Regions from separate parts of the Homo sapiens genome. Here region 2 is linked to region 1. Evidence: chromatin loops called from intact Hi-C (ENCODE). Cell type or tissue: mammary epithelial cell. All regions are shown on one strand. Links, peaks and the distances in the headings refer to the core of each region. The heading gives the core; the rest is flanking DNA.

Region 1 (5,388 bases), core at 66-5,065:
TTCAACCATTGTGGAAGACAGTGTGGCAATTCCTCAAGGATCTAGAACCAGAAATACCATTTGATGCAGCAATCCCATTACTGGGTACATACCCAAAGGATTATAAACCGTTCTACTGTAAAGAAACATGCACATATATGTTTATTGCAGCATGGTTCACAATAGCAAAGACTTGGAACCAACCCAAATGCCCATCAATGATAGACTGCATAAAGAAAACATGGCACATATACACCATGGAATACTATGCAGCCATAAAAAAGGATGAGTTCATGTCCTTTGCAGGGACATGGATGAAGCTGGAAACCAACATTCTCAGCAGACTAACACAGGAACAGAAAACCAAACACCACATGTTCTCACTCATAAGTGGGAGTTGAACAATGAGAACACATGGACACAGGGAGAGGAACATCACACACTGGGGCCTGTCTGGGGGTTGGGGGCTAGGGGAGGGATAGCATCAGGATAAATACCTAATGTAGATGACGGGTGATGGGTTCAGCAAACCACCATGGCACGTGTATGCCTATCTAACAAACCTGCACGTTCTGCACATGTACCCCAGAACTTAAAATATAATAATAAAAAAAAAGTGTGGTCCCAGCTGCTCAGGAGGCTGAGGCAGGAGAATGGTGTGAACCCAGGAGGCAGAGCTTGCAGTGAGCTGAGATCACACCACTGCACTCCAGCCTGGGCGACAGAGCGAGACGCCATTTCAAAAAAAAAAAAGGAAAGAAAATTCTGTGTGTTCTAATAAAGTTGTAAATTATGTTTACATAGGAGGCAAAGTTTGCTGATCAATCCTATGGAAATTAGTCCAATTTAAGACACCACTGACATAACTCAACCTCTATAAAGTACTAAGTAAATTCTCTTAGAATTAGAAATATATCTAAAAGCATTCTTTCTTGTAAATATTATTTTGCAAGACAAATATGACTTTAACAGATTAATTATAAGAGGCAATGCCTAAATCTTTTTTTTTTCCAAAACATTTTTTCACACTTTTGCCAGGAATTCATTTTCTCCCTTTTCTATTTATCCGAGTACCACTTATCCAAGGCCCTATGCAAGCCTCTTTACCATGAAGCCTTCCCAGATTGTCTCAGCCTCTTTTAAGTTTACACCATAGTCCTGCCTGCACTACTCTATGCTACACAGTTCTTACCATAGGATTCCTAAGTATTCTTTATCCTTGTGTATATTTCTGTTTAACTATGTTGGCTTATCCCTGTTCTAGCACAGTGACTTGCATTAAAAGGCCATGGTAAATGCTAATTACTTGATTGAGAAAAGTTGGAAAATCCATAGATGGGAGAACTGGCCAGACCAGGGAGAATTTCTATCCCAGGTATTCTTTGCTATGTAACAAATTACCCAAAAGCTTAGTGGCTTCAAACAAGAATTTATTATGTTCAAGGATTTATTGGGAATTGGAAAGGAGACATTAGGGCTGGCTTCTCTCTGCCATGAGGTCTGGGGTCTCAGATGAGAAGACTAATCATCAATGGCTGGAGCTGGAATTATCTGAAGACTTACTCATATCTGGTGTTTGAGAGGAAAAGGCTCAAAGGTTAAGACTGCCAAGCGGAGCACCCATCTGTGGCTTCTCTGTGTGGGTTGGCTTCTTCATAACATGGCAGCCCCAGGGGAATCAGACAGGACTCCCAGAAGGAGTATTTCAGTGCAACAAATGAAAGCATTTTTGGACCTGGCCTCTGAAGTCGCATAGTGTCACTTCTACCATACTCTATTGGTTGAAGTAGTCACAAGCCTACCCAGTTTCAAAGGGGAGAAAACATAAACCCCACCTCCTCATGGAAGGAGTGGCAAGGTCACATTATCACATAGCATGTGGGATAGGAACTATTGTAGCAGCCATCTTTGGAAAGTACAACCTGCAATGTTTAAATTCTTTGGAAAATGCAATTTCTAACCCAAGTCTAGGCTTTAACAGACTACAGTTTTGGACATGTTCAGTCTGTGACCAAATGTTCTGGAACTACATGGAGTCCACAGCCAGAATATCTTGTTAATAACAATAGCAATAATAGACATCATTTGTTAACACACACTAGTGAATACTTACCAATGTCTTACAAGCATTTCCTAATTCCTCAAATTGATGCTATGATAAAGGGCTAATCATTATTCCATTTCACTAACGAGAAAATTGTGGCACAAAATTGTCAAGTGAGTTGGGCAAGATCAGTGGAAGCAAGATTTGATATCAGCCATGTCTGTCTGACTCTGGAGTCTAGCTTTTTAATCCTGAAGCTGTACTGACTCTATATATGACATTGTCAGAGGCATGTGAACCAGAGCAACTCCATCTGGAATAGGAGCTGTGTAAAATAAGGCTGAGGCCTACTGGGCTGCGTTCCCAGAAGGTTAAGGCATTCTAAGTCATAGGATGAGTTAGGAGGTCAGCACAAGATATAGGTCATAAAGACGTTGCTGATAAAACAGTTTGCAGTAAAGAAGCCAGCCAAAACCCACCAAAACCAAGATGGCCACGAGAGTGACCTCTGGTTGTCCTCACTGCTACACTCCCACCAGTGCCATGACAGCTTACAAATGCCATGGCAATGACAGGAAGTTACCCTATATGGTCTAAAAAGGGGAGGCATGAATAATCCACCCCTTGTTTATCATATCATCCAGAAATAACCATAAAAATGGGCACCCAGCAGCCCTCGGGGCTGTTCTGTCTATGGAGTAGCCATTCTTTTATTCCTCTACTTTCTTAATAAACTTGCTTTCACTTTACTCTATGGGCTCTCCCTGAATTCTTTCTTATGCAACATCCAAGAACCCTCTCTGGCGGTCTGAATCAGGACCCCTTTCCTGTTACAACATTGTTCATCTTAAAGGCTTCAGAGCCCTTCGTTCTTACAGCTCTTTGTAAATAACTAGGTCTATGTGGGGAATGTCACTTTTATCACTGATTCCTCCTGTAGCATGTTATATTGTTTCTGGTTATGTTTCAGCATGCACAAGCCCTTCTGGAAACTTTGAAAAATTATGTTTCATTCTGTTCCTCTAACCACAACTTGGTCATAAATGCTTCTGGAATTTGTTTTCATCAGCTCAGGGCATCATTTCTTCCTTTGCTCTTGCCTGCCACAGCAATGTCAAAGCGGCAAGCAAAAACACATCCACTGATAATTCTTTTTATCTTCTAACAGCAACTTTTGTTTCTATGTCTGAATCATCCTTTAGGGCTCATACCCTGTTCTGGAGTGAATGTATTACATCATGTATTTGGAAGGGGTTTTGTTGAGTGCCTGAGTGATGGTTTTCTCCAACTTATGGGGCAGAAGGTTCTTGTCGCTTACTGCCCGAATTTTTCCAATCTAATTAAACACAAATTAGTGAAACCTGAGATACCCTGAGGACTCATTAAAGAGAAACTGCCAAACCTCTGAAAAACAGAATTTCCACATAGATTTCCCTACAGCTATGTTTGTCAATTTGTAGAAAGCTAAGAATACTCCAAGTAGTGATTAACGGTCTGAATGAAATTGCACACACGCACAAAAGAGCCCATTTAATAAACCAACAATGGAAGGTACAACTGTGGATCAACTGCTCCACATTTCTCTCCTTGGAGGTTCAAATGCAGCAATGAAACTAAGCTGGTACTTGAATGAAGTGATTTTCCTCCCTGAAAAGGAATCATGTTTCATCCCTACTTTCTAAATTCTTTTTTGTTTTGCCAGACATCTATTCCTTGTATTACATAAGAATAGAAAGCCACAAATTGTCTAGGCACAGGTGGTCTAGCTTTGAAAGATGCTAATATCCACCATTCAACTAGAATCTCCCAGACTGTTTAATTGGAATTTTGTTTTGTTCTGTTTTGTTTATTTGTGTGTTTAGCATTAGCAGGGGGAACAGAAAACTGTCTCTCCTTTAGGCTGAGCACTTGGGAATAGACTTCCAAACATCAACTTAAAAGCCAAGAAAGAAAAAAAAATACTCGGGTAACATAACAGCTGCTGAGCTCTACAGAACACAATTACTAAAAACATCTTGTATAGCTGTGAAGGGACACTCAAAGAGCTTTTAGCTAGTATAGATTCCTGGGTAGATTTTAAACTTTCTAAGACAATGCATAGATATATCAATGGAGAACATGCACATCTGGAAAAAATCACAAAATAACTGGGATAGAAAAAGAAGGGAGACAAATTCCCTACAACAGCCACTGAACTACAGCAACCCATGAAACGCAAGGATGGATTAAATGGCAACAAATTCTTTAAGAAATTTAATAGGATTATGTACAGAATATAGTACTCATTTCATTTCCTAGAATGATAAAGGCTGTCATCACTGGTCATTAGAGAAATGCAAATCAAAACCATAATGAGATACCATCTCACACCAGTTAGAATGGTGATCATTAAAAAGTCAGGAAACAACAGATGCTGGAGAGGGTGTGGAAAAATAGGAATGCTTTTACACTGTTGGTAGGAGTGTAAATTAGTTCAACCATTGTGGAAGACAGTGTGGCAATTCCCCAAGGATCTAGAACCAGAAATACCATTTGACCCAGCAATCCCATTACTGGGCACATACCCAAAGGATTATAAATCATTGTACTGTAAAGACACATGCACATGTGTTTATTGCAGCACTGTTCACAATAGCAAAGACTTGGAACCAGCGCAAATGCCTATCAATGATAGACTGCATAAACAAAATGTGGAACATATATACCATGGAATACTATGCATCATAAAAAAGGATGAGTTCATGTCCTTTGCAGGGACATGGATGAAGCTGGAAACCATCATTCTCAGCAAACTAACACAAGAACAGAAAACCAAACACTGCATGTTCTCACTCATAAGCGGAAGTTGAACAATGAGAACACATGGACACAGGGAGGGGAACATCACACACCAGGGCCTGTCATGGGGTGGGGAGCTAGGGGAGGGATAGCATTAAGAGAAATACCTAATGTAGGTGACGGGTTGATGGGTGCATCAAACCACCATGGCATGTGTATGCCTATCTAACAAACCTGCACGTACTGCACATGTATCCCAAAACTTAAAGTATAATAATAATAATTTTAAAAGATAAAGTCTAAAAGGAATCTCAAAACAACATTCTGTGTAACCTTCTTATCTTATGTTTTATTTTGTTTGATAAGAAGACAATAGAGAAAAAGTAGATAATTATCAGTATGAATGGGACTAGCTACTGGCAACCTAGCTTCTGGGCCGTTACCCTTCCTATCACACTTCTTGGTACCTATGTTTTACAGAGTAGCTTACAGTATTGTTATATGAGTCATTTCATTATATCTTCACATGTGAGATATCAGAAAAGGCATCAGTTCATTTTGAAGATGATGCATTTACTTAAATGCAA
Region 2 (5,388 bases), core at 264-5,263, 89 kb after region 1:
TATCCTAGTAGAATAATAGCTCAGCTTGTTTATCTCAATTTGAAATATGTGCTTGAGAAATTGATTCAGATTTATGAATTGAGTCAAAATCTTCCTAAATTTATATACAGTAATAGAACTCTTAAGCAGACCCAAGTTTCTCAATATTTATAAATGTACTTCTTAGATTCATAACAAGTGTTAAAGTATACAGAAAACTCTGATAGCCAGTTAAAGTTTTTTAGAAGGTTTCAAATCAATAAAATGTAGAGGCTGGGCGTGGTGGCTTACATCTGTAAACTCGGCGCTTTGGAAGGTTGAAGGGGAGAATCACTTGTGCACAGGAGTTGGAGACCAGCCTGGGCAACATGGCAAAATCCTATCTTCACAAAAAAATTTTAAAAAATGAGCCAGGCATGGTGGCACATGCCTGTTGTGCCAGCTACTCAGAAGGCTGAGGCAAGAGGATCACTTTAAACCCAGGAGGTCAAGGTGGCAGTGAACCATGATCATGCCACTGCATTCCAACCTGGGCAACAGAGCAAGACCCTGTCTCAAAAAATAAAATAAAATAAAGAAACATAATTTAAAATGTTTAAAGGCATTTAAATAACCAGATTTTAAATGGGACTAAGTATCATTCAAAAAACCCATCAAAGTAGTTGTTAAAATGCACCAGACATGTAAAACACAATAAAATTTTTGGACTGAGTTAAAAGCCGGTAGAACTAGATGTTTTTAATTATAATTCTGTTAAATTGAATTTTTTTTTTTTAAGATGGAGTTTCGCTCTTGTTGCCCAGGCTGGGGTGCAATGGTGCAATCTTGGCTCACTGCAACCTCCACTCCCAGGTTCAAGTGATTCTCCTGTCTCAGCATCCCAGGTAGCTGTGATTACAGGCATGTGCCACCATACCAGCTAATTTTTGTATTTTTAGTAGAGATGGTGTTTTACCGTGTTGGCCAGGCTAGTCTCAAACTCCTGACCTCAGGTGATCCATTTGCCTCAGCCTCCCAAAGTGCTGAGATGACAGGCATGAGTCATCACGCCTGGCCTGAATATTAATTTCTATGACCAAAGAAAACCTCTGAGTAGCTTTTCCTATACACATAACTCACCTTCAGGGCACTAACTAAAAATTTCATTATTAACATCATTAAACAAAATCTCTTTGTCAATAGGGATGACTGAGGCTTGCAGCATTTCTCATTTAGTGTAACACCTCCTTTGGGGTCAACAACAACAAAAAGAGTCAACGAACTCCATTCCCAGGCCCCCACTGTGAGTCAGGATGTCAGAATCAGCGTTTTGGGACTAGGACTGGGTTGTAGAAGTCATTTAATCTAATCTGTGGATGAAGAGACAAACTGAGAGCCTAGAAGGTTAACTTGTCCAGCATCCCCTGCAAACAAATCAGTAGTGGAGCCAGAGTTAAATACAGGTCTCAGGACTCCCAGCTCAGTGTTCTTTTCAATATTAATGAATATTTCTTAAGTTATACTAACCAGGCACTTTTTCTAGACTCTGGGGTTATAACAGTAATAAAGACAAAATCTTTAACTTCTTAGAGGGTGGAAGTAGATGATAAACACATATATAGTTTTTGTGAGGTTGTTGTTGTATTTTTGTTGTTGTTGTTTTTTGAGATGGAGTCTTGCTCTGTCGCCCAGGCTGGAGTGCAGTGGTGCGATCTTGGCTCACTGCAAGCTCCACCTCCGGGGTTCACGCCATTCTCCTGCCTCAGCCACCCAAGTAGCTGGGACTACAGGCGCCCGCCACCACACCCGGCTGATTTTTTTTGTATTTTTAGTAGAGACAGGGTTTCACCGTGTTAGCCAGGATGATCTCAGTCTCCTAACCTTGTGATCCTCCTGCCTCGGCCTCCCAAAGTGCTGGGATTACAGGCACGAGCCACTGCTCCCGGCCTGATAAACACACATATAAAGGAGAAAGTGTGAGTTGGTGATAAATGCTTTAAAGAAAACAAGGTGTCACGACAGGGAGTGTGTGTCTCACAGGTGGGTGGGGGTTGGGATGTAAGACTTTTATTTAGGCTGACCAGGAGGAAAGTTATCGCTGCAGGACTGACCTTTGAACTGGAACTGAACGATGAGAGAAGGCTACCAGCGCTGGGTGTAAAGGAGAGGAAGAAAAAATCTTCCTTTTCTATCCTTCTAGGTTCTTGGCTAAGGCCCCTGTTACAATAGACAGATTAACAAGAGAGACGGCCGGACACAGTGGCTCACGCCTATAATCTCAGCACTTTGGGAGGCCGAGGCAGGTGGGTCACCTGAGGTCAGGAGTTCGAGACCAGCCTGGCCAATATGGTGAAACCCCGTCTCTACTAAAAAATACAAAAATTAACCGGGCGTGGTGGCAGGTGCCTGCAATTCCAGCTATTTAGGAGGCTGTGGCAGGAGAATCCCTTGAATCTGGGAGGTGGAGGTTGCAGTGAGCAATGACTGCGCCACTGCACCCCAGCCTGGGCGAAAAGATCAAAACTCCATCTAAAAAAAAAAAATAGAAACACACAGGAGTTTATTAACATGCAAATCATGCATGTGACACATGTGAGTACCCAGAGACAGACGAGTCCATAACCTTTCAGGACTCGACTTTTATAGCATTTTTAACAAAGAATAATAATAAATGTGTAGAGAAATGACGGAACAAAGAATAATAATAAATGTGTAGAGAAATGACAGAACAAAGGAAAGCAGTTTTAGGTTTCCAAGGGCAGGGAACTATGGGAAGGTAAACATATGGGGTAAACTAGTGGAGTAAGAGTTGTTGGCAGATTCCTCTGGTGCTGTCTCTGGGTTGGTAAGAGTCTGGAGTCAGACCTAGGAAAGGAGAATTTAGATCCTGCCTTTAGGCAGAAAGGGGGAGGGTTGAGAGAAATGTTCTTGTGTTTGCTACTTCTTAATTGCCTTCAGCTCAAACTAATTCCTATGTCAAAAAGGCATATTTTGGGGGGACATATTCTGATCTCCTTCACCAGCAAAAAGCCCTGGGAAGAACATCAGGTGGTACAAACTACGGCAAGTACAAAGAGGCTGGGACAGAGAAGGGCTTGAGAAGTGGGGAGGAGGAACATTAAACTTCAACATTAAAACTTGAAGGTAATGCAAAGTTGCTTGGATTTTATTCTAAATGCAGTCTGGGCCACTGGAGGATGGTGAGCAAGGAGTGACATAACCAGATTTACCTTTTTAACGGAGCACTCTAGATGCTACGAGGAGAACGTTCTCTAAGGACGTGAGAGTAGAAACAGGAAAACCAGCTGGGAAGCTGCTACAATCCCCCAGACAAGAATGATGGTGACTTAACCAGTGTGTTAGTATAGGCGATGGGCAGAAGTCATCAGATTCTGGATATATTTTGAAGGTAGAACCTATAGGATATGCATCAGCCCATTGTTCTTTTTTGTGACTCACAGATATTTCTTGCCTCCTTCAGATGGTAAATGTATTATGGTTAGTGACAAGGCAATGGTGATATGGTGCAAAATTTGGAATCCCCCTATTTTAAAATGTCAGAAAAAGACAGAAATGCAGATCCCCAGCCCTAGACATGGCCCACCTCAATTTCCCTTGTAGCGACTCCTTGGGTGGTGGTAGTGCTTGAGAACTGTATTTTATGTGCTAATGGCTCAGGAGACAAATAGATAAAGTAGAAAGGGCTTTAGAGACAGACCTAGATCCAGATTTGGGCACCACAACTTACCAGCTGTGTGATCTTGAGCAAACAACTTGACTTCTTTGAACCTTTGTTTTATTATCTACAAACTAGAAAGAATCATTTTAAATATATTAAAATATCATTTAAAATGATTTTAAAATATCTTGCACAGTGTCTGATTATGCATATATTAGGCATTCAAGAAGGGTAGCTTGTTCCCTTTCCTGATGAGACTGTACCAGAACTAGGTAAACTGCAGCCCTTTGAGCTTAAAAGTGAGTATATCACATAAAGGTGCATTTCCTGGAAGCTCAGAGGATCTCAATAATACTGTAAATATCTTCTGCTATGTTCACAAATATTTAGAGTGAATGGGCACTTATCACAGGCTCCTAAAACTGTGACTTTAAATTTGGTCTCTAGAGGCCTTGTGAAATTGCCTTCCTGAGTTTCACAGCCTCTAATGTTAAACATCGTCTTAATTAAAACTTTCATTCTGAGAGAAAGAATCTAAAATAGGGAAAAGCCAGAGTGGGTCCCCTGGCTGCTGAAACTATCCAGAGCATAAAATAAAAACCTCAAGGTCAAGGACTATTTAACCAAGCTTAGCAGAGATATTTTCAGACTCTTATGCAAATTAAAACCACAAGATTAAACATAATTCTGGGCATAGTATTCAGACAGGTCAATTCAGCCAATTCAGGCCTCTTTTCCCTGCTGAATACCTATAATTTGTCATATGTACTTAAATGTCCCTTTTAGGCAGCTTGAACTCTACAATTAATGGGAGAATCAATCATATGATAATTTGTTGGCTCTGTCTACAAATATCGCCACCTTTGGTTTTCAAGGTTTTTCAAGGTCAGAGTCCCATTTTTTAGTTTTATCTTTATTATCTTAAAGGTCAATTACCTCCACTTCTTACAAATACCAATAGCCCTGCCAAGTGAGTGATTTCTTTTTTTTCTTTTTCAGAGACAGGGCCTCCCTCTATTGCCCAATTGGCTGTCAAAGCTCACTGCAGCCTCAAACTCCTGGGCTCAAGAGATCCTCCCATCTCAGCCTCCCAAGTAGCTGGGATTACAGATGCATGCTACTGTGCCCAGCTAAGTATTATTACTATTCTTTCTGTGTAGGGGGGGTCTCACTTTATTGCCCAGGCTGGTCTCAAACTCCTGGCTTCAAGCAGTCCTCCTGCCTCGGCCTCCAAAAGTGCTCAGATTACAGGCATGAGCCACTGCACCCAGCAGAGTAATTTTCAATTGTATTTCCATTTGTCTTTCCTTTAGTCTCATATCCACAGCTCCATATCCACATAAGGAATTGACACCCCTTTGATCTTCTATGAATCTTCCAAAATGATTACTAACTAATCTCAAATACCACCCAAGCATATATGGTGTATTAGGACTGTGCGCTGACATTTCTTCTTCCCTTTCAACAGCATGGCACAATACTGGCACAAAGAAACCATCAGAGAGTAATGACAGTGTCACACAGTACATCACATGGATTCCACTATCTTATGGATTGCATGAAATTAGTTCATCTATATGGATTAATTCCTTTCAAGGTGGTTTTTAGTCAAGTTCCCCTCAAAAACATACTGTGCAGAGATTCTATTGTTCTGATCATTCTTAATATACCCTCTGCTGTTTTGCCAAAAGTAACAAATATTCACATGATGTTGACCATATGCTGGGCACTGTTTAAAGACCTTACATCTA

Evidence for each region. Peaks named below come from ENCODE experiments on the same cell type or tissue, not always from the same donor. Only the 100,000 strongest peaks of a DNase experiment are listed, where the experiment ranks them.
Region 2: a loop joins it to region 1, with 2.1 times the contacts of the local background. A loop is called at or near these places in 1 of 110 quality-filtered maps.

The regions. Positions count from the first base shown.
Region 1 is chr12:75,681,775-75,687,162 of GRCh38, forward strand. The region is part of intron 6 of LOC105369844 (a long non-coding RNA gene); the gene reads right to left. Among named protein-coding and RNA genes, the nearest start is that of KRR1, 170 kb to the left of the region's middle. In mammary epithelial cell, for the core only: no CTCF peak of the experiment used is centred there; a DNase peak (open chromatin) is centred at 3,107; H3K27ac peaks cover 2,422 bases.
Region 2 is chr12:75,770,195-75,775,582 of GRCh38, forward strand. The region is part of intron 1 of LOC105369844 (a long non-coding RNA gene); the gene reads right to left. LOC105369846 (a long non-coding RNA gene) reads right to left here. Exons shown (of 5, transcript XR_001749217.2): 5 at 2,498-3,768. Among named protein-coding and RNA genes, the nearest start is that of PHLDA1-AS1, 260 kb to the right of the region's middle. In mammary epithelial cell, for the core only: no CTCF peak of the experiment used is centred there; no DNase peak of the experiment used is centred there.